Regions from separate parts of the Homo sapiens genome. Here regions 1 and 2 are each linked to region 3. A link is a loop called in an ENCODE intact Hi-C map of the cell type or tissue named here. Cell type or tissue: GM12878. All regions are shown on one strand.

Region 1 (8,000 bases), 91 kb before region 3:
GTGATCTCTTGTAAATGTTTTTTTTTTTTTTTTTTTTAAATATCCAAAGAAGACCTGTGAACTATTATTTGTCAGAAGCAATTGCCCTTGGTATCTGATTCTGTTGAAAGAAATGCGTTGATTTGTCCAGACCTTTATCTTAATGTAGTTTGTACCTACTTATTTCACATCTTCTTTCTCTTCTTAATGATGGTCTTAGCTGGTACCCTGGAAACCAGGTAACTGCTGGGGAAAAACACTGAGTAGATATATAGACAACTTGAATATTCTCTGAAAATGGGCATGGAATCTTTATTGTTATATCAAATTTTCTCTAATTATATCTAATCCTTTAAATTTATTGTATCTCTTAAGACATTAGATAAGCCAGTGAACATGAGCTTTTTTCTTTGGCTTAATTATAGTGGACAACTATTAGGAAGGAACTGTGAGGTTGCAAATAGAATATTTTGAAAGATAAAGTACTCTTTATGTGTTTTGGGGTAATGTTTTTGGAGTGGTTTCTCAGGAAATCGTATAAAGACTGGATTTGAAGAATCTAATAATTCCTATTTTGGGGTTGTAATAAGAACTACATATGATATCTAAAAATGACTTAAGTGTGGAATGGCTGGCTCTGAAGGGCTCCTCAACCTCTCAGTCTCAATTAGTGATATCAATTACACTGAAAGTGTTTTCAACAACTGAAAGTGTCAATCAACACTTTCAGTGTAATTGACATCACTAACTAATTTCAGTATATTCAGCTGTATTTTTGTTCCAGCTTGATTAATGAAGCCCGGGGGACCCCAGGAGTATTAAGTTAGAAGTAGGATGTCTCAATCCTAAAGGGGACCAAATATCATGGTTCCTATTTTCTGTCCTTGTGTTTGTAGATATTTGAAATTCTGTATTATATGGGAATTAGCCTGAAAGTGGATTTCATGATATCAAGATGGCCACCTTCCTTGAATTCCCCAGGTCTGCTTATACTTATACTTATGTAACTTAAGAAGTGGCATTTAAGTTCTCTTGAGAAAATACAAGGGTAGTCTTGAAACCACAGCAGTGCCCAGCCTGCCAAAGGAAGGCTTTTGTGAAACGCCTTTCCAGCCACAGCCTTTGAGGCAGACGTCTAGGTAAGTGTCACATGAGAACAGATGTCTGGTAAATGCTCTCAAGAGTAAAAATCAACCATACAGAGTCCATTTCTCACCAGAATATAGTTCAATTGTAATTTTGAGGAGCCACAAGCCTAAGAAGGAAGCAGTGTGATTAAAACAGCATTCTCCTTTTCCCTCTAGAAGTCAGAAATGGGATGAAATGGGAGGCAGAGAGAATGAAATAGTGTGTTTTTCTTCTGCACCCTAAGGATTTAAATAACATAAAAAATTATTTCTTAATGTTTTACAGACTTTCCATACTCAGTACATTTTTGAACAAAAATAGGGAAAGCTGAGATTTTTTGACTCAACAAGGCCGTCAGTGCTGAGAGGTGGTGATTGAGCAGGCTTGGAAGTCTAGGAATACATTCCTGAAAGCTTTAGAGATTTAGAAATAGAAACCATCTGCAAGCACCACAGGGGCCCAGGGCATAAGGAAACACTTCAGGATAATATAGGAAAATGGTGTGCAGTGGAGAAAGCAAAGCATTTACACAATATTTTCCCCTTATCACTTAAGCATTTTATAAACTCTTTTTTTTTTTGGTTCGTTTTGAAGGAGGCAGGACTGGACTTCATTGGTTTGTGTTTTGAACTTCTGTTTGAAGTAGATATTTCAGCAATTTGTACATTGTGTAGGGAGTATAATATTTAGAAAGCATGATTTGGAGGGTTAGGCATGGTGGGGATGGACTTTGGAGCCACAGCACCAGGTTCGAATCTTCTCTCAGCCATTTACTGGTTGTATGATCTTTGGTAAATTGCTTACCTTCTCTGTGCCTCAATTTTATTTAGAAAATGGGAATTGTGATACATGGTTACTGTAAGTATTAAACAAAATTGTCATGCACTTAGGACAATGCCTCCTTATATTCAGTGCATCTTTTTAAAGGAGTGTGAATATCAGTTTTCTTTACTGCATCCTTCATCTATAGCTACTCATATGTTTGTTTCAAAGAGACCATTATTGCAAGACAGGCCAATGGTGGTGCCTTGCTCAGTAGGTAGAATATAGAAGTCTGCGGTTTAGAAAACTCCTCCAGGTGTGGTTAAGAATACGCTAAATACGTCAGTAGTTCATGTGGACTAAGTTTCAAAAGTGGGTAGGTTAATACAACCCAGCCTCCATACTGAATTTGTACTTTTTTTAATTGAAGGAAAAAAATGAAAGTCCTTGGAACTTCAGAGACAGGATTACTGCTTTGATATGTTGAGACCTGGACTCACCCTGATTAGCTGTATGACCTTGGGTGTAGATGTAACTCATTCAGATTCCTGAAAATCCTTAGCTTTGTTGTGTCTTGAATCAGATGTATCATTAGCATTTGAAAGAAGTCTAAGTCATTAGTACTAAGGTTGATAAGCCAACTTAGGTATTTTACATTCCATATTATTCCCACTACCTCCACCCTGCCCCTGCCAAACAGGCATCAGATGCCCACCGCCTCCATACCTGGAGTAAAACTGAAAGTTGTATTATGTAGGAATGTAAAGATGTTGTGATCTATTGACAAATCTTTGGAAGGAATTATCCCCGTGGGGACCTTAGAAATCAGGAACTCTGAACAACAAAACAAAAAAGTCTTTGGAATTTCAGCTATTTGGGGTGGATCAATTCTGGAACTGGTCTTAACATTTCAGACATTTACTTCAGGGATATGCCCAAGGATTTGCTTTTGTCCTTCTGGACACTTTGTTGTTGAGCAAAGGTGAATTCACTCTCATTTTGGGTAAATTGTTGTTTAACAGCTTCCTTAAACAGGTTTTTGTATCTTACGGATTCTGGAGGGAAGTCATATATTTTACTCTATCTGTCAGGTGTTCACTGTAAGGAAGGGGATTTTAGATATAGTGGTTATGTCTTTTAAAAAGTTTCCTAGGATTTCAATCCGTGTAGATGGAGCTACACTGTACTTCTCCTAAGCCTTGGCCATTTTATCTTAGGTAATATGGACTCTTCAGGGGGGGAAAAAAGGGGAAGGGGGGCTCTTGAATAAAATGGGTAGCCTTTTCACATATTGACATCTTCAGTATTAATTTAGAGAGAGCGATACTAACTTCTTCAATGAAAAATTATTTATGGAAGAGATCCAGTGTATACTTCTAATATTTCATCAGTATTACGTTAAATTGCTTGTAGATTAGAGGTGCTTCTTGTCATAGTGAATGGAGACTAATACCTTAAGTCATTCCTTTCTAGTATGATGATTGTGGTTGCTCTTACTGAGGACTATAAATGTGGATTTGGTTGATACTTTCACGTTTCTCCTTGGACATTGCAGATGGAAGTCATAACCCCAAATGTCTTACTTATCTGCAATTTTGCTCTGAGATATGGACCAGGCTCTAGCAGACCGTCTGCCACTGTGTAGTTAGTGTTGCCTGATTAGAAATAAACCAAGTCCTGCCTAAATTGGTCAATCTGTTTTGTTCCGCGTCCACGCAGGATCCACTTACAGAAAGCCAGTGGCTGCTTTTAACCACTATCGAAACCTCAGTCCTTTGTAAGTACTTTCCTTGGAGCAGAAGGTTTAAAAGCTCATGACTAAACACTCATTTTGGAACTCAAAATAATCTTAGAGAAGTTAGTGGGTTGCTCAGAGTCCCACGAGCTGCTTATGGGCTGCGTGGAAACCCAGGTTATTTCCCCATAAAGCCTCACTCCTGCTGCCCCTCTCTTCTGAGAGAGAAGCAGAGAATGTCTAATTGAGTCACTCTTACTCACTGTCTGCAACGTAAAACTTTTTTTTCTACCATTTTTTTTTGTACCCTAGAACCATTAAAAAAAAAACCAGTCTGGATCCTATATCCGTCTCATGATCTCCCCCAGAGGAGACCTCTTCGGCCTTTTAATACACCACACATGCCCCAGGGGGACGGTGCAGTCACTACCTGCTGCCACTTCATCCACAGGCCATCTTCCCCTCAACTTACTCCTTTCTGCTTCTTACATTATGTGCACGTGGTTTCCTTTATATGCCAAAAAGTATATGGCATGCACTGAAATAACTTTCTTCATAAAACTAAACTTTAGTTTTTCTAAAATTTAAGTTAAATCCTTGTTTTTCTCCCAAAATGCACAGTGGTTGGGGGCTGGGAAGCTGGCGATGGTGGGTATGTGTTTGAAAAGAACGCCAGCTGGCTTTAGACTTATTTGGGGGCTATAGAGCAAGCGGAGCAGTCAGGCATCCCACCCACCCCTGAAATGCTCGGGGCCCTCTTGGCAGATCCAGTGTGCACGTTGTCGTGGCAGGTGGTGGATGGAGAGCTTTTATGCCGATTTCTAGCGTTATCTGGCTTATTGGTTTGAGAGCTGCATACAACGGGATGTTTAATCTTTTTTATTTAAAATTACCATTTATAGTATTTGGGGTGATTTAGAGGATTTAAAAAATCTGTTAGATTCTGAAGTAGTCCTTAAAATATGGAACATAAGTGCTTAAGATGCTAAAACACTTTCTAAAGCATACTATTGGGATGTTTGAAACTGATGTTGGTAAATGTAAACTGTGTGCATTTGTGTTTGGATAATCTGTGATAAGTTTAGTTTTTGATGAGACACAATTTTAATTTCACATTTAAAATGACATATTGAGGTCAATAAGAGCAGGTTTGAATTTACATTTTCCAGAGAAACCCACAATTAATAGGTAACTTTTATTTTCATAATGCTTTTAATTATTACACTTACGTAGATTCAGAAATGGATATATTCCTAAAATAAACCAAAATTAAAACTTCTTTGTCTTTTTAAAGAAAAGCTGTGGTTCTATTAGAGAAAAATACTTCTTTTTTAAGTTTATGAAGAAATAGCTGTTAGATAAAAACTTTTCCTGGTTGAGCTTTCTAAATTACAAATTTCCTGAATTGCATGGCAAAGTGACTTTGAAAAGACCCACTTCATTTTTCCTTTGACAGTCTATTCAAAACACCATTACCACGTAGACTAATACAATAACCAAGGTAAATAGTAACAAGATCTAATGGGGGAAATAGTGTATCAAAAGGGGGAAAACAGTATCCACTGACAGAGAGAACTAGCTGTTTCTTAAAGAGACAGAGAAGAAAGGTTTCCTCGGAGTTATTGGGTCTTCATAGGATGGTCTCCTGTCCTTCTCTGAGCTTGCCTTGGAAACTGTAGAGGCTGTAGGAATATTTGCTGTCTTTAACCCTTACTAATGTTCTCAGCTATTTCATTAGAGGATCACAGTGTCTGTATTTGCCTTAGGTGTAAGATGATTGGAGAAAAGGAAAATGTAGAGAAATCAGATTGACTTTAGATGGACAGGCAGAGAGTTCTGGAGTGACTTCCCACTCCTTAATTCTGCAATGCACCCAGAAGGCAGGGTGAGGTTAGATGATCACCTGGGTATTTACTATAGCCATTATTACTGTGATTAGATAAAGTGTCCTGGAATCTTCTCTGAATAACTCATTTTTCTTTTTTTTTTTTTTCTTTTTTTCGTTTTGCTCTGTCGCCCAGGCTGGAGTGCAGTGGCGCAATCTCAGCTCACTGCAACCTCAGCCTCCTGGGTTCAAGCGATTCTCCTGCCTCAGCCTCCCGAGTAGCTGGGATTACTGGCACCCGCCACCATGCCCAGCTAATTTTTTCGTATTTTTAGTAGAGACAAGGTTTCACCATGTTGGTCAGGCTGGTCTTGAACTCCTGACTTCGTGATCCACCTGTCTTGGCCTCCCAAAGTGCTAGGATTACAGGTGTGAGCCACCGCACCCGTCCTTTTTTCTTTTTAGACAGTCTCACTCTGTCGCCCAGGCTGGAGTGCAGTGGCGCAATTTCTGCTCACCACAACCTCTGCCTCCTGGGTTCAAGCAATTCTCGTGCCTCAGCCTCCCTAGTAGCTGGGACTACAGGTGTACGCCACCAAGCTTGACTAATTTTTATATATATATATATATACAATATTTTTTTTGACAGAGTCTCGCCGTGTCGCCCAGGCTGGAGTGCAGTGGCACGATCTCGGCTCACTGCAACCTCCGCCTCCCAGGTTCAAGCAATTCTTTTGCCCCAGCCTCCAAAGTAGCTGGGCCTACAGGTGCCGCCACTATGCCCGGCTAATTTTTTTGTATTTTTTAGTAGAGATGGGGTTTCACTATATTGGCCAGGCTGGTCACAAACTCCTAACCTCAAGTGATCTGCTCTCCTTGGCCTCCCAAAGTGCTGGGATTACAGGCGTGAGCCACCATGCCCGGCCAATAACTCATTTTTCTAAGGAAGAAAGAATCTCGATTAACAATTGGTGATGACAGTGCCTCCAAAGGCTTCTCATAATCACCCAACCTCAGGTAAACAGGGTGAATGCCACCCTATTGACAGGAGGTTTATTGTGGCACTGGGTTTTGCTCAGTAGCCCTGGTGATCTGTTGTTGAGAACCCAAGCTCATATTTCCCAAGGCTCACCCAACTGGACTTTAGAAACCTGGTTCCAGAATTTTCAAATGTTTGGTTTTCAGGCAGATAGTAACAAGTGTTTGTACCAATGTTCTCCAGAAGGTTGTTAAGACAAGATTGATAATGCTTCCCAGGTATGTGTTTCTTTTTCTGACTCACAGCTGCATGTTACTAGTTTTCCTCATCTGACCCGATGATTGACTGATGGAAAGTCTCATTGAAGGTTTGGTTATCCTTTCATTGGTAGAAGAGACAAAAACAGGACATAAGTGGCTTATTCCATTCACCTCTACTTTTCTATTGTAACTGGATTTATTTCTGCCATCCAGACAGAGAGCCTGGGCTTTGATTTCATCTGTACCAAAGTTTTCTGGGTGGACAGGTACAGGGGGTCATCGTAAGAGAACTCAACTGACCACAATGCAGAGAGAGGTAACTATCCAATGGAATGGTAACATGGTTCCACTACGGTAAGAACTGTAGTGTTAAATGAAATGAATTCTTAATGGGAAAGGAGTCCTATGAATATTTCTAAGTTGTTATGTTTAACTTAACTAACTCTTAAATGCAGGGAATTTAACTTAAAAGTGAATTTAACAAAGAAGTGAATTTAAAAGCCAACAAGCTTCATATCTCTCCACCTCACCCCAAACCCGTGTTAATTAGCCCTTCTTGCTTAAATCAAATCACCTTGTTGAAATTTAATGCTGTGACTAGCAATGTATTCTTTGACCATATCCTTGTTTCCAGCAACAAATACTGCCACGTTAAGGGGAGAAGGAAGTGATGGATAGAGGGACCAGTTGGCAGATTGGGACACACGTACAAACACTATTCCTTTAACTTGCTTTCTTTAGATCCGTAGTTCCTACCTGTGAGTCTCATTTCTGTATTGATCCGCATTGGCTAAGCATACGACTAAAGCGGGATTCTTTGTCTTTTCTTCAGTGAGCTAGCCAGGAATCTCAGAAAAAGGGCAAAGAAGTCCAGAATGATGTAATGCTGCAAAAAATGTTACTGCTGTTTCTAAGGGGAGTGGAAGAAACCCAAGCCAGTTTTGAGTTGAGTGTGCTTCCTGTTGGAAGGGGGTGAGAATTCAGAGATGTATACCTATTAAAAAAAAAACAAAACTCTTAGGATATCACACAGCGTGGCAAACCAGCAAGCCCTGACCTGTTAGCAGTTGTTTGCATAGTTTACCAGGTAGAGAAAGCATCCACAGATAGAATCAAATGTTTGAGGACACTAACGTGCACTGTGGTTAGTGTGAGGTTTAACTGGCTGGGGACACATTTCCACTTAAATCTGATTCTGATAACACATTTAACTACTTCCCTAGCTAATTACACAGTTCCAGGCTTGAGAGAGGAAAAGGCACCTGTGAGCAGTGGCATGTCTTGTTAAATAAGGTTTGAAAACCCTTCCGAAAAGGAAGAAATGGCTGTACT
Region 2 (8,000 bases), 110 kb after region 3:
GCTATGTTGCTCAGGCTAAACTCAAAATCTTGGGCTCAAGTGATCCCTCTATCTCAGTCCTATGAGTAGCTGAGACTACAGGTGCACACCACTGCATCTGGCCTCTCGATTCTGTTTTAACACAAATAATATGCCAAGATCTTCAGGCTCTTAAAATTTTATTTGGTAATGCTATATTTTCCCAAGGTTAAAAGATGCTTCCCAATTTATGGAAGATAGTAGGCTCCTTCCCTGTTAATTCAGGTTACTTAAGACTGGGAGTCTTGTGAATGATCACAATGGGATACATGGAGCCCCATGTTACAGTTGTCATTTCATGGACTTTGAAATGTAATAAGGGTGGGCCTCTTTGGTCCCGTAGCCCATTCCTCTGGCTTGATGTTTCATACACATAGCTCCCCAATTCTTCTCTTTATTCACAGAAATCTGCAGATTTTATCCAGGTTGATCACCTGATAGAACTCAATATTTTTTTTGTTTTGTAAGAGTTGTAAATATATTTTTCCTTGACTTCTTAAGACCATTGTACCATCTAAAGACAATTGATGGAATCTCAAGGTATTTAAAAGTATAGTTTTTATTAAGTGGTAAAGATTTTTTTTCTTGGTGTGATTCTGCATTCTTTCATGGTCTTAAGACCTTACAACTCTGATGAATATTTAAGATGATATTCAGTTGAATTTTGGATAGCTCACTTGGCTTTCTCTGACTTGCTGTTACAATTTATGAGGCCATTCTAACAACAGATACACATGTGCAAACATTTATGCACAATGGAGAAAATTTGAGCTCACAGGCCTACTTTCCACTTTTTCTCCTCAAAAAGTGTAACTTTGGTTGGAATAGAAAGAGAGGAATTGAATCTTCTTTTATTCCCTTGTGGATTATGTTGGGGAAGTAAATCAATATTAAGAACTGTATGTAAGAAAAAGGAAATTCCAAAATTTGCAATGGAGTATATTGGTATATTGGTAAGGGATAGCATAATTTTAGCCATTTCCAACTCATCTTTCTTTCAACATTCATTATCAAATATTTACTGAGCCCCTACTATGGGTCAAGTATGGTTCCAGGTGATTTGAGATATACAGGTGAACCAAATGAACAAAGACAGATGATAAACAGTCACCATAATACAATGGTAATTTATATAATATCCCAGAAGAGACAAAATGCTGTGGCAACAGGGAACAGTGGAGTAGGGTAGTGGGGGAAAAAGAAAGGCACTGGTTACCATTTAAATAGGGAGGTCTGGGAAGGCCTCACTGAAATGGGATAATTTGAGCAAAGATTTGAAGAAGTGAAGGGAATTAGCTATGCAGATATGTAGAGGAGAGGTTTCTAGGTAGAGAGGAGCTGCAGCCAAGGCATCATTGAGGGCAGCAAGAAGCCATTATGCCGGATCAGGGATGAGAAGGAGAGCTCTAATGGGGACAGTTCAAGGAGGGCCTGGTGGCCTTTATGGGTGTTGGCTCTTCCTCAGAGGGAACTAGTGAACCATTGCAGGGTATTGGGCAGAGCGCTGACATGATCTGACTTATGTTTTCAGAGGGTCATGTGTTTGGAATCGACATTTGAGGAATGTCTATTCCATGTAATTACATGGAATCACAAAGAGTCTATGACCTAAGTGAGGGAGAATGGCTTGAGCCAGTATGGAAGCAGAAGAAGGAGTGAGCAGTGGTTAGGTCCGAGGTAGCCTTTGAAGGTAGAGCTAAGAGCATTTTTGACATTGGATGTGTGATATGGTGTGTTTTATTTATAAAATAAACATCTAGTTTGGTGGAAATTTTCCAACTCAGTCTATTGAAGGAATTTCCAGAACTAAGCCAGATTTTTCATCTTTTGAATGAAAGGGTCAAATTGCAGTGCATGCAATTTTACACTTTACTCATTTACAACTTATTTTATTCATGGCTGTGAATGGCACAGACTTTATGATATGTAACTCAGAAACGGTTTCAAAGACCCCAACAAAACCTACTCATATTCCACATTGAGATAATCATTTAAATTGAAGAGAAGCACATTCTTTGTGGTCTTTGGAAGCAGCTCAGCCCTTAATGATTGTGACTCAAACAGAGGCAACACAGTTTTCATTTGAACATGTTATTCAGATACAGCAATGATATAAAAGAATATTGAGCTGGAGGTAATTTTTAAGCATTTTTTTTGATAAGAAGGATATCTGCTTACCATTTAAAGAGACTCAACTTGTTACAGAAATATATAATAGAGAAAGGGAGAATCTCCTGTAATCTTGCCCAAGAGTTTGTTGAAGATGCTGAAGGGAGAAAAGACGGCTGGGCTGGAATGTGTCTACCTGCAGACGTTTCGAAACCCCTCTGAAGTTTAATCATGGGAGTTGTTGGGATTGCCCTGGCCACACACAGACTGTAATTAGTTTGAGCTTCGGCTTTGATTTGTTGGCCCAGGCTGATGCATTTCTGAGTGCCCAGGAGAAGCACAGCAACTCAGCCCCCGCTAGGTGCGGGATGCCCGGCAAGCCCCAGAAAGGTTCTGTTCCGTCCGGTGCAGGCAGCGCAGTGAGGCTCAATCTGACTGCTGCTGGCTCTTCTCAGGCCCACCGCCTCTCTGCCCCTGACCGGGAGGATTTGATGCCCTTCAAAATGTAGAGCCTATTGATCTGTTTTCTAGGCAACGAATGCTGAAGCCATGTCCACTAATGTGGCTGCAGAAGGTTAAATATGGATTTGGCAAGAATTATGAGCTGCCCACGAATGTTTTAGAGATGGTCTGAAATGTAGACATAGAGAAAGAGGCAGCTCAGTGGCGGGTTTTGTGGGCACGTGTGCATCTCCTGAGGTGAAAGTTATGTCCTTTGTGTTTAATTGGCTTTGCAGTATCCTGGATCTTCATTATACAATACTCATACCTGAAAAATTAGTAAAAATGGGAGGAACACAGGCAATGTCAAAGACAAAAAAAAATTCTCTTTACACATGTCTTACACATTTTTGATATTATGCATGTATTAATCAGTCACCCTGTCATTCTCCCATTGCACTCGAGAAGGTAGAGTATTAAGAGAGAGAGAAAGAATATAAAATCTTCTGTAGAAGGCAGACTTTTAACATATGCGGACAAAGAAAACAAGAATTTAGCAATATGTTACTAAGTGACAGATTTAGAAAGTTCTTTGTCATTTGATCTTCAGGCTTTTTTCTCCTCTTGTTTTTTATACAAAGCGTGGGTAATAAAAATAGTTCTGTTGGTTTTCATTTCGAGTCTGGTTTCACGTCTGTCTTTTATGTGGTGGTAGCTGTAGTATGCTTGAATTCATAGAAAATACCTCACGGAATGCTTACATCTACTCTTAGGATATTTTCTAGATTTTTGTTTAATAAAATGTATGTACATATGGCCTGATTCATATTAAAGTGGATTTTTGCTGAACATTTCAGCCTCGGAAAACCTAGGTATGAATCTTGACTGTAATATCTCCCAGCCATGTAACCAGTAATAATATTACATCGCCTCTCTCAGGTCACATTTTTTATGTGTAAAATGCTGATAATTGCATGTCACTCACATGACATTTCACAGGGTTGCTTGGTGTGTTACAAGAAAAATATATGAGGTAGTAAATTGCAAATGATAAAGCCCACTAAAGACTAGTTATTAATATTGAAATATTCCTACCTTTATTTGAATATTACCATTAAGAGAACCTGTTTGAGAAAAAGTCCTAAAACGGAATTTAAAGCTCTCCTTGAGTAAAAGAGATGTGGAAATGATGGGATGGTTCAGGCTTCTGGATTTAGGTATTAGCCCTGGAGACAAACTAAAAAGGGAGGGGAAATTTTTCTAAACAGGCTTATGGATAAGTAGATACCTCAGAGACATGTCTTTGATTTTTCAGGTGGCTGTAATTGATTTATTGTGCCTGTGTGAAGTTTGTATGCAAATGTGATATTAACCCATAATTATATTCTAAAAGTGTGAATTATGTAGGCAATTAAATGTTATGAGACTGAAAGGTGATGCTATCCCAGAGGTATGGTTTTGTAGGATCAGATTTCCATTGTGTGTGTTGCTTTCCAGAATTAAAAACAGCACCCTACTCCCTCACCAGCTCCACTGTAAAAGTAACATGGGTCTGCGTGATTTAGAAAACTTTCTCTTCTGCTGGTTGTAGGGTGGAGCTTAAAAAGAAAATTGAAACTCTGCTTGTCTCGATGATCATATCTAAAAGCATATGATGTGCCACCAGATACAGGAACAAGAAGTTCTGCTGGTTTTTCTCTGGCTTTTTTCAGAGGGTGAGGTAGAGATAATATTCTTTCATCTTCTGTGCAGTTCTAAAGGCATTGTGGATTCTCAAAAATTACTAAACTACCCATGACAGTTTCAGATCTATGGCCTGGAAGAGTCTCTGGATGGTTTAATAGATTTCACCAGTTATTTGCTTCCTGAATGAATATTCAGGTTTTGTCAAGTTCAGGAGAACAGAGCACTTTAATAATCAGGAGAGTGAGAAAGCGTATTTATTTTGTGGATGAATGACGATGACTGCAGATGTAGCAAGTAGAACCAAATCAAAAAGTCATTAAAGATGCTAGTTGATGCTAATTGATTTAATGTGTTGGAATATCCGAGAGTTCAAAAGTAGCTTCGAATAAGCTGCTTTGTGGTTGTAACCCAGTTTCATCACTTACCAGATGGGAAATTTTGGGAAGGTTGCTTAGTCCCTCTGAGCCTCAATCTCCTCATCAGCAAAATGAGGGTAGAGCTATTGTGAGCTTTCCATAAATTATTACATTTAAGGTACCTGAAAGTATACCTAGAACATCACACTCACTCATTAATGCCAGCTATTAGTTAAATATTTTAGCAAAATAATTTAAGCAAGGAAATCTCTTCATATACTGAAATTCCTTGTAAAGCCAGAATAAAAACAATGTGTTCAAATTCTTTGGTTGGCTTTTTTTTTTTTTTTTTTTTTTTTTGACAGCACCTTGGTGACCTTGCTTTGTCACCCAGGCTGGAGTGCAGTTGTGTGAGCTCACTGCAGCCTTGAACTACTGGGCTCAAGTGATCTTCCCACTTTAGCCTCCTGAGTAGCTGGGATTACAGGCATGCACCACCATGCTTGGCTAATTTTTATTTTTCTATTTTTAGTAGAGATGAGGTCTTACTATGTCACCCAGGCTGCTCTTGAGCTCCTGAGCTCAAAGAATCCTCCCATCTTGGCCTCCCAAAGTGCTGGGATTACAGGAGCCCCCGTGTCCAGCTGTCTGTTGGCATTTGTATTATGACATTTGTCACAGTTGTTATGTTAATAGAATTGCTGAGAAAAAAGGGTATTGTGCTAGGTGAACCCAGGCTTCACTTTTCCTGCATCCCAGCCCTCACTGTGACGTAAAGAGGGACACTGACATGTAACAATAAGAGAAAGTACTGATGTGTAACAACTGGGCTTGAAATGTTCCTTATACATAGCGTAAGATAGGCATGCAGCAAATTCCCATTAGCCAATTCATTTTCAAAACAACCTCTGCTATAGTTATCCCAGTTTCATATACAACATATATGGCATCTGGCCAATAACCATATCCCAAGAGTCTCTCAATCTACATGGAACTGACTCCTTCTCCATCCTATCAGACATACCTCTTTCTTTCATTTTTTTCTGTTTCCTCCTTTCCCTCTCACAGTTTTACTGTACTCTTTGTTTTCTTCAATTTTTTTGTTCTTTTTCCCTGTCATATCTGAGGTTTTCCAAAAAAAGCTGTAGACATCCTCTACTACCTATTAAGTGACAGAAATACAGAAATTAGGCTCTCCTTAGCAGAGTATGCTTTACTCAATAAAGGAAGGATAGCATAATTTGGCCCTTCTAAATGTTAAAGTCACTGCACATATCTTTTGTTTGAATTAATCATGGTTTCCAGTCATTGTTGAAGTGAGGGTTAACTTATTTATTTCTGTAATTCTTCCTGCCCGCATATGAATACAGCAAATGGTAACTTGATCCAAGCCAAAGACTCCAAAAAAAGGAAGTAGTGGTGGGTTGTGCTTCTGTTGCTCTGGGGTTATACATTTCTTAGTGCTCTTTGGAAAAATAAATGGAGATACCAATAGGCATAATTATCACAAAGTGAAGGAGGGAAAGAACAATGAAACTGACATGAGAAGAATTGCGCATAGGTTGGCACTTCCGAATGTGGAAGTGTTGCTGCCAGGGAGGAACAGAACATACCGCTTTGGGCTCAGCTCTAATCCTGCAGAACAGGAGACCTGGCGGGGAAGGGGAAGAAAACGTGGGTGTAGCACAAAAGAAGCAGAAAGAAAATGAAGCAGTTTCCAAGGAACAGGTGACTAGGGCTCACCTAGTTGTGAAAACAGATCAGCTTTTTTTCCGAGCTTTTTTTTACTATTGAATAAAGTACAGTGACTCCTTAGACACTGCCACAGAACCTTCTTGTCTTGATGAATTGTCCTTCTTCTTAGCTTGCAGTAATGGGATTGTATATTTCCTTCTCTAGCTAGACTGGCAGCCTATCCCCCATGTGCTATTCCTCAAGTTGTGCAATTGCACAGCCATATTTTCTTCTTTGTTCAAAGTGTGTGCATGAGGCCTTGGAGACTTCACTGTTTTGAGCTGAAGTCAGTCTCTCTTACTCTGGTCTCAAGTTTCAGTGGGTATCTGCCTGTGTTCCAGACACATTTTCTGGTTGTAATTTTTCTACTTTCTACAATGCTTAAAAGTCAATGGGAATTGATCAAGATGTAAGAAAAACTCAGAGTTGTCTTTGGAGTACCTTCACGCTTTGTGATGCCCTTCTTAGAATTAGGACATTGAGAACGTGTCTATCCTACCTCTTTAGGGCCCACACTAGGATACGTGGGACTCTGGGCAAGTATTTTTTTTTGTGGGTCTCTCATTTATACAAGCAATTCCTTTGAAAAATGCTTTGCAAAATTTTAAACATATACAAGGTTTAGTGATTGACCACTGAAGATTAAGAATGATGGGTAAGGAGGTACTGATATATTTGTTTATTGTCCAGACTACTTGATAATTCTTTGCAGCATCCTGACACCACCTCTTTCCTTCTGGATCCAGGAATCATCTCTTCATATTAGTTATTGTCAAATGTGTTGTTCCTGAGTAATTCATATCTCCCACTGTGAGAAAAGGGTGGCAATCTTGTTATTATTCAAGACCTATAGCTTGTCAGAACCTGTCTGTGTTGAGACGTTCTGACTCTTCTTGCCTCTAAAGTCCCCAGTGCTATTTGTTTCATGCTGGCTACATCATTACTCATGATGCTGTACCATCCATCCTGCTGCCTGTGAATACTGGCTTCTGATGGCTTTTTCAGAGGTCGTGCCGGTGCTTCTTTGAAGGCGACCACAAATGCACAGAGTATGCAGGAAAATGTGCACAGTCATTTATTTTATGGTCAGGTAAATTTACCCTTTGGAACTTTATGGTATAAATATAGAACAACACATTTTCCAACCATGTCTTCTCTTGAACCCTTGAGGCTGTAATCACAGCACTCCTAAAATGTGATCTCTTTTCATGTTGACTGCACCCCTGGTTTCCTCACACTGTTTCCAGTGGTGGAGCAAGAAGAGTGATCCCATTTAGGCAAGGAATCCCTGACCCTTATCTGGCTCAGCTTAACCTGGGAGGGCACAGTCATCACATCAGCTGGAGGAAAGAATGAACATGGATTGGAAGAGCCTGCTGGTGTTGCAGAACAACAATCCGGAAAGCCCTTGGAGGAGGTGGGTGAAGCCACCTTCGAGCACTATGGTGCAGCCTGCAGAGGGATGGGGGATGGCCCTGGGTTTCAGCAGCAGGGGGTCCACAGCATAAACCTTGCCTGCCACCGCGGGTGCTGCAGAGCAAAGACAGCACCATAGTAGCAGCAAGAGGGACAACTGAGGAGGCAGGGAACCTCACATGCAGCTCGAACCCAAGAGCTGGCTGATGGCTGTTGGGAGCCCAGAGTCCTGAACTCATC
Region 3 (8,000 bases):
CTGAAGGGCTCCTCGAGTGCCACCAAAGTGGGAGTCCAGGCAGAGGAGGCGCTAAGAGAGAGCAAGGGCTGTGAGGACTGCTAGCACGCTGTCACCTCTCAAAAGGTCTAATTGCAATGATTTCTCCAATTGGAGTTCTAAAGAATATTTGTTTCTAAAGATGAGTAAGGCATTTGCAAACTCTACATGAACACAAACACAGAATTGAAGTCCAAGCAAGAACTCTGCTCCTCTTTGCCTGGGGTGTTTGAAATGAAACAACAGCAACATCTTACTAACAAAGATCAAGGTTCAACTGGCTTCTTAAAGAAGCTGGTGGCGTTCAAGACACTTGACGTGTTTGCTGAAGTCTTTGGAATGCGATGGTAGGATTTGGCAGGTCTGTTTATTTGCAGTGTTAGTATAGAAGCCAAAAAGGGAGCTACAATAGAGTAAAGCAAAACACGATAATCTTGCAAAGAAAAAATCAAATGGAGCAGCACTATGAAGACTCTTATGAAAGGCAGAATAAAAATCTATTTAATGATTTTCCCTGTGAGCACTGTGAAAAAGAAATAACCTTGCCAAAGTAAAATAATTTAAATTCAATTCAACAAACATTTATTGAGTATATACTGCAGGACACATACTATTTTTCAGTGAAAACAAAAATGGGGTTGACTTTTTAAAAAAGTGTAAAAGTTACCATATAAACGTGACCAATATATGAGTAATTTCTCCCTTTTAGTTTTTTCTCCTTTTGGGGAATATTTCTGCCTTATTCTCATAGAGAATGTAATTTTCCTCCCACTTTCTGTATTCTTTTGAAATGTGCATGATTATTTTTCTCCATACTTACTTTTTCTTGTGTTGTTTAATAATATTTAAAATTATATGTATTCTTTATATATAAAAATATGATTTACGATTATATACATATATATCTATATTCTTCTTTTCCCTCTCTCCTTGGTAATAATATTTACTCCCTACTTCCTCCCATCCCTACCTAGAGGAACTGTGGGTGAATATTGGATAGTATTCTTCACTTGGATCAAATAAGCAGAATGAGAGTGAGAACTGGGTTATAATCTTTGTAACTATTATTCTGTTGTGCAAATTAAATTCTCTAGGCCTCATTTTTTTTTCTATAAAATTTACAGGGTGTAAAATGTGAAAAAGTAACCTTCTAGATTCATTACTGGAACTCTTGGTTGAGTTTGTAATTCAGAGATGTCAGGAAGAATGATGGCATATGACACAGATGGCTGATTGGTGGTAATCTATTAAGCTGGCCCTATATTAGCATATATGGAATGTTTATTCAGTTGCTGGGTGGACATGCAAGATATAGCTGCTGAGGCTGGGCCGGGTGGTTTGTGCCTGTAATCTCAGCACTCTGGAAGGCCGAGGTGGGCGGATCACCTGAGGTCAGGAATTTGACCAGCCTGGCCAACATGGCGAAACCTGGTCTCTACTAAAAATACAAAAATTAGCTGGGAGTGGTGGCACGCGCCTATATTTCCGCTACTTGGGAGGCTGAGGCACGAGAATCTCTTGAACCTGGGAGGAGGAGGTTGCAGTGAGCTGAGATCGCCAGGGTACTCCAGCCTGGGCAACAGAGCAACAGAGACTGATATGGTTTGGCTCTGTGTCCCCAACCAAATCTCATCTTGTAGCTCCCCTGTGTCATGGGAGGGACCTGGTGGGAGATGATTGAATCATGGGGGTGGGTCTTTCCCATGCTGCTCTTGTGATAGTGAATGGGTCTCACATGATCTGATGGTTTTAAAAATCAGAGTTTCAGCTGGTCACGGTGGCTCAGGCCTGTAATCCCAGCACTTTGGGAGGCCTAGGCAGGTGGATCACCTGAGGTCAGGAGTTCAAGACCAGGCTCTAACATGGTGAAACCCTGTTTGTACTAAAAATACAAAAAATTAGCCGGGCATGGTGGCACACGCCTGTAATCCCAGTTACTTGGGAGGCTGATACAGGAGAATTGCTTGAACCTGGGAGGTGGTTACAGTGAGCCGAGATCATACCATTGCACTCCAACTTGGGCAACAACAGCAAAACTCCATCTCAAAAACAAAGAAAACAAAACAACAGACCTCCTTCTTTCCTTCTTTTGTAAATTGCCCAGTCTTGGGTATGTCTTTTTTTTTTTTTTTTGAGACAGAGTCTGGCTCTGTCGCCAGGCTGGAGTGCAGTGGTGCCATCTTGGCTCACTGCAACCTCCACCTCCTGGGTTCAAGCAATTCTCCTGCCTCAGCCTCCCGAGTAGCTGGGACTATAGGTGCCTGCCACCACACCCAGCTAATTTTTGTATTTTTAGTAGAAAGGGGGTTTCACCACATTGGCCAGGATGGTTTCGATCTCTTGACCTTGTGATCTGCCTGCCTTGGCCTCCCAAAGTGCTGGGATTACAGGCGTGAGCCACCGTGGCCGACTCTCAGGTATGTCTTTATCAGCAGGGCAAAAAGGGACTAACACAGAGATCCTGCCTCCAAAAAAAAAAAGATATAACTGCTAAATTGTGAAAGGGATCTTGAATTAATAATAAGTCTGAGATAGCGTAAGATAAAATATTTAACTGGAAAGTATTTTTATATCTTATCAAGTAATAAAGCATTAAGGATGCCTGCCTGCTAGGTTGAATATTCCCCAACAATCAACTGATGAATTGGATTAATCCAGAAGACTCCAGCACATCTATTGGGAGATGGTCAGAGAGGTTGCCTGCTACTAGCAATTGAATTGGAGATCAAATTACACTTGTTAGACAGGATTAGTATTCTGTGTTCTATCATCGATGTGACTTCTGAAACGAAACTGTCGCAAACAACATTGAAAGATACTAGAATAGTAGAGAGTGTCACCTGGATGACACCAAACACAAATCAAGACCACTTAGAATATAAGAAACTGGAAGAAAAAAAAAAAGAAAACCCGAAACGAAAACCCCCAAACATAACATCCTTAATTGAGGTCATGTTTGTTCTAATCATGCTCATTTGAGAAGCTTGTAAATGAAAAGACAAGAGACTTCCTACTAAACAGCTGTTGTGGTTGAATTAAGGAGATAAGTGGTGACAAGCAACACTCAATTGCCATATGAGAGCAATACACAGATTGGGGTAAAACAGCCAGAATTAGGGTGGTTCCTTAGGAAGGGTGTCAGATTACCTCTGAGTAAAACCAATTCCCAGGTGAATTTTAAATCTGTTTATGTGGAAAACCTGGTTACTTAAGTAGTCTGTACCTACCAGCACTAGCTCTTTTAGTAGATGAAGTATCTTCAACTAAAGAATTATTTTACTCATTATTTACCTAAATAAGTCTTACCCAGATGGAGGAAAAATTAATTTACTTCACCTAGAATTTTACTACTCTGAGATTGATGATGGGTGCCCCATCTAAAGATCCATTTAGCTAAATGCTCATGTGTGTCTGTGCAAAAGACACTATAAATAGGGGTTTTCATATTTCTGTGTCAAAGAGAATCAACTATGAAGGAAGAGTTATTTATTTATGTTTATACAAGGCAAGCTGTTTTTAATGAAGTCTCTCTTGGGGATCATGAAACAGCTCTACGTGGCCCAAACAAATGATTATTGCTGACTCATCCTGGCCAACGTGGGCCCTTTTTTTTTTTTTCTCTCTCTCTGTCGTCCAGGCTGGAGTGCAGTGGCACAATCTTGGCTCACTGCAACCTCCACCTCCTGAGTTTAAGTGATTTTCCTGCCTCAGCCTCCTGAGTCGCTGGACTACAGGTATGCGCCACCATACCCGACTAATTTTTGTATTTTCAGTAGAGCCGGCATTTCACCATGTTGGCCAGGCTCGTCTTGAACTCCTGGCCTCAAGCGATCCACCCACCTTGGCCTCCCAAAGTGCTGAAATTACAGGCATGAGTCACCACGCCTGGCCATGGGCACTTCTTTCCTCCCTTCTCCGTCTTGTTACTTTGTCTCTAAACCATAGTTCTCCATTTGTGTTCTTGGTAGCATGAGTATCACCTGGGAACTTGTAAGAAATGCATATGGTTAGGCTCATCCCAGACCTGTGGGATCAGGAACGCTGGGGCAGAGCCCAAGGATTTGTGTTTGCTCTCATCAATGTACATGACTGATGCATGCTCAAGTCTGAGAATCAATGCTCTAAATCAGGGGTCTGCAATCTACGGCTTATGGGCAAAGTCAGCTTCTTGACTGATATGGTACAGCTGGTGAGCAAGAAATGATTTTTATATTTTTAAACGTTAAAAAAGGGGGAATAGTATTTCATGAGAGATGAAAATTATATAAAATTTAAGTTTTAGTGTTTGTCCATAAATACAGTTTGATTGGAACATAGTTCCACCTATTCACTTATAGCTTTGCACTACAACAGCAAACTGGGGTCATTGCAACAGAGACCATATGGCCCAAAGGCCTAAAATACTTATTATCTGCCCCTTTACAGAAAGAGTTTGCTGACCCCGCTTGAAATCCTTTGTTCCTTCATCCTCCTCCTCTGTCTCCATGCCCACCCCCCCACACTCATTCCCATCTGAGGCCAGGACTCAGTCTGTGTCATTCGTTGTCACTGATAGTCTCCCATCTTCTTGGAACTCAGGGTCAAAGAGATTGTTGACCTTCACTTTAGCATCGTGTGCAGGGAAGCAAAGAAGCCTCGATTTTCATATGCAAACTGGATTTACTGGTGTCTGTCCAGAGGGAACATTACCCCGTGTAGCTTGCATTCACATTTTTGCTTCAGGGTTGAGGGCATGTATTTTCTTAGCATTTGATTATGGATCTGTTTTTAGAGGAACATGCTGTGGGGCAAAGGCCGGCCTGTTACTGTTTGTTCTGTCTAGAATGCTTTGGCATGCACACGGTAGATTATTGCAAATTGTTGAAATGAATATTTGTGGTTTAGGAACTCGTTAGTTGTCATTCTAGATGAGGTTATGTGTCTGTCAACTTCGGGTTCTCACTTCCTGAAAAAGATCCTCTCCTAATGTTTCATGAATTAAAGGCTCATACACACACTGCAAACTGAAGCAAGAAGTATGAACGCAATTGTACTGCCTGTGGCAAGACAAGATGCTTCTGCCCTGCAACCATCAGCTTCTTTCTGGGACAGTATGCTTATTTGCTTAATGCTAGCATAACCACCACTGAAACTGTGATCTGTGTTAAAATTAATCTTTTAAATCACTTAATAATGTGCTGCAGGAGCGGCCAATTGTACATGGACTACTTAAGTGAACTACTTTTAACATGAAGAGGAATATTTCATTTTGATTTTAATTTCACATTAATTTAGTTATGTGAGTGTCTGACAATGACACAATTTCACTTATTTTTCCCTGGGGAGATGTCAATGAATTCTCAATTTCCTTCCAAGGAGCCAGTCTTAGAATATTTGTGTGGTCTGTTTCATTGCTTTCCTTTTCCGTTCTAATAGGGCCAGCTGGGCTTTGACTCAGTGTAGCCGAGTGGGGGTGGAGGAGGGGGAACTGAATGTGTGTGTTTGTGTGTGTGCACGAACGTGTGTCTTATAAGGAGGGAAGGACTGGCTTGAGTTCCGGATTCAGCAATAAAGGGTGTAGAAGAAACAGCACTATGGAAATTTCAAATGGCAACAAATACAAGTGGAGGTCTACAGTTCAACAAAAATCACGGTTGATTATTAGTAAAAATTTTGTTTTAGACAAAATTTTCTCTCTACAGAGAGCAACTTTCTGAATGTGCACAGTGAGAGGCAGGAAACTGTTTTACTTCCTTGTTGCCTGGGACGAGAAGAAGAAGGCAGTGTCAGGTGAAGAGATGATGGGAAGGCGTGAGTAGTTTGGGAGGAGAAAAGATGGCAATACTGTGAAAAAGGCCTTTGTTGTGTTTATACCAATGACCTTTTATTCTTGCAAGTTTTTAATGAAAAAATTTAAAGATACAGAACGTTGAAAGAATAGTCCAATGAATACCTGTATATGCACCCGACTAGATTTAACAGATTCTTAACATTTTCTTACTTTTGCTTTATCCACCCATCAATGTATCCATCCGTCCATCCATCCCTTGTCCATCTGATATATCTCTCTCTCTCTTCATCCATCCCATTCCATCCATCCAAACTAGGGAGACTGAATAGTGCCCTAATTAAGAACCAGAAGAAGGCTGGGTGCGGTGGCTCATGCCTGTAATCCCAGCACTTTGGGAGGCCGAGGCGGGCGGATCACAAGGTCAGGAGGTCGAGACCATCCTGGCTAAATCATGAAACCCCGTCTCTACTAAAAATATAAAAAGTTAGTCGGGCGTGGTGGTGGGCGCCTGTAGTCCCAGCTACTCCGGAGGCTGAGGCAGGAGAATGGTGTGAACCCGGGAGGCGGAGCTTGCAGTGAACCGAGATCGCGCCACTGCACTCCAGCCTGGGCGACAGAGCGAGACTCCGTCTCAAAAAAAAAAAAAAAAAAAAGAAGAATGGTTTCTGCTCTTGATCTTCAGAGCAGAAGGATGTCTTTTTTTAGACCCACAAAAAGGGGGGTTCCATAAGGGAAGTGAAAGATGAAGGTGACTTTTGTGTTGTGATCTTTATAACAGATTCAATGGGAAGCTAAATGTCTGGCAACGATGATTACTGAGATGAAGGAAGGCAAGGACTTTCATTTGACTGAGTGACCATAACCATGAACCAACCTGAAAATTCGTTGGTATTAGAAAGTAGAAGAGTAAAGCAGATAGATAATTTTATCTTAAATTGTTGAATTTTATTACCAGGTAATACAGAAAATATTAGACTTCTTTTCTGGGGGGCAGGGTGGCGGGGGGGACAAAGTCTCACTGTGTTGTCCAGGCTGGAATGTCGTGCAGTGATCTCAGCTCCCTGCAGCCTCTGCCTCCTGGGTTCAAGCAATTCTTGTGCCTCAGCCTCCCGAGTAGCTGGGATTACAGGCATGCACCACCATGCTGGGCTAATTTAGTAGAGATGGGGTTTCACCATGTTGGCCAGGCTGGTCATGAACTCCTGACCTCAAGTGATCTGCCAACCTTGGCCTCCCAAAGTGCTGGGACTACAGGCATGAGTCACTGTGCCCGGCCAGAAAATAGTATCCTTTTTTATGTTTGTTTTCTCAGTTTGGTTTACTAATACTATCCAAACCTCAGGGTTTTTATGTATTCAGGTAAGAAAATGGAAAATGAAGACAGATTTCCAAGTACACTTCCCCCAGAGTGATTCCATAGTGACAATAGGAATACATGAATGGAAAATTCGCTTAAAAAAGAAGATGTTGGAATTATCCCTTTTATTTCAGTCTCTTAGATATCGCTTCCATGCACGTGCTGAAAACGCAGGTCTCAGGATCCTGCAAAGAACATGGCCTTGTTTCCTCCCGAGTGGCTGAAGACAATTGTAAGCCACAACACTCTCAGCCGTATCAAATCACAGGATATGGATTTTATGGATCTTTTAATTCTTACTTCAGTCTTCCTTACAAAATTTCTTAAATATGAATGGAGAGAAAGTCCGTGTTTCAAAGTAATGTGATTTTGTTTACCACTTAGAAACAATTAGTGACACGTCCTTCAATTCTTTCCTCTGCCTCTTTAAAAGTGCTATTGAGAAGCAAGGAAGCAGGACAGGACAGGCAAGACTGCACAGATAAAGAGGACGGAGCATGGCCAGGCATGGTGGCTCATGCCTGTAATCCTAGTAGTTTGGGAGGCCGAGGTGGGCAGATCCCTTGAGCCCAGGAATTTGAGACCAGCCTGAGCAACATAGCAAAACCCCATCTCTACAAAAAACAAACAAACAAACAAACAAAAAACAAAACGTTAGCCGGGTGTGGTGGCAGGTGCCTGTCATCCTAGCTACTCAGGAAGCTGAGGTGAGAGGATCACCTGAGCCCAGGAGGTTGAGGCTGTGGTGAGCCCTGATGGTGTCACTGCACTCCAGCCTGGGTGACAAAGTGAGACCCTGTCCCCAAAATAAATAAATAAGTAAGCAAATAAATAAATAAATAAATAAAGAGGATG

Evidence for each region. A loop is a pair of places that touch in the nucleus more often than their neighbours do. Peaks named below come from ENCODE experiments on the same cell type or tissue, not always from the same donor. Only the 100,000 strongest peaks of a DNase experiment are listed, where the experiment ranks them.
Region 1: a loop joins it to region 3, with 4 times the contacts of the local background. A loop is called at or near these places in 11 of 110 quality-filtered maps.
Region 2: a loop joins it to region 3, with 3 times the contacts of the local background. A loop is called at or near these places in 3 of 110 quality-filtered maps.

Annotation. Positions count from the first base shown.
Region 1 is chr5:17,221,349-17,229,348 of GRCh38, forward strand. The region is part of intron 1 of BASP1 (brain abundant membrane attached signal protein 1); the gene reads left to right. Among named protein-coding and RNA genes, the nearest start is that of BASP1, 7.7 kb to the left of the region's middle. RefSeq lists enhancers at 6,232-6,732, 7,853-7,932. In GM12878, no CTCF peak of the experiment used is centred here; DNase peaks (open chromatin) are centred at 1,085, 2,186, 3,783 and 7,693; H3K4me3 peaks cover 4,587 bases; H3K27ac peaks cover 5,051 bases.
Region 2 is chr5:17,422,353-17,430,352 of GRCh38, forward strand. All of the region lies in intron 1 of LINC02217 (long intergenic non-protein coding RNA 2217), which reads left to right. Among named protein-coding and RNA genes, the nearest start is that of LINC02218, 18 kb to the right of the region's middle. In GM12878, no CTCF peak of the experiment used is centred here; DNase peaks (open chromatin) are centred at 3,211 and 4,179.
Region 3 is chr5:17,312,236-17,320,235 of GRCh38, forward strand. No RefSeq gene overlaps it. Among named protein-coding and RNA genes, the nearest start is that of LINC02111, 71 kb to the right of the region's middle. In GM12878, no CTCF peak of the experiment used is centred here; DNase peaks (open chromatin) are centred at 2,956, 4,936, 5,456 and 6,546; H3K4me3 peaks cover 1,693 bases; H3K27ac peaks cover 1,797 bases.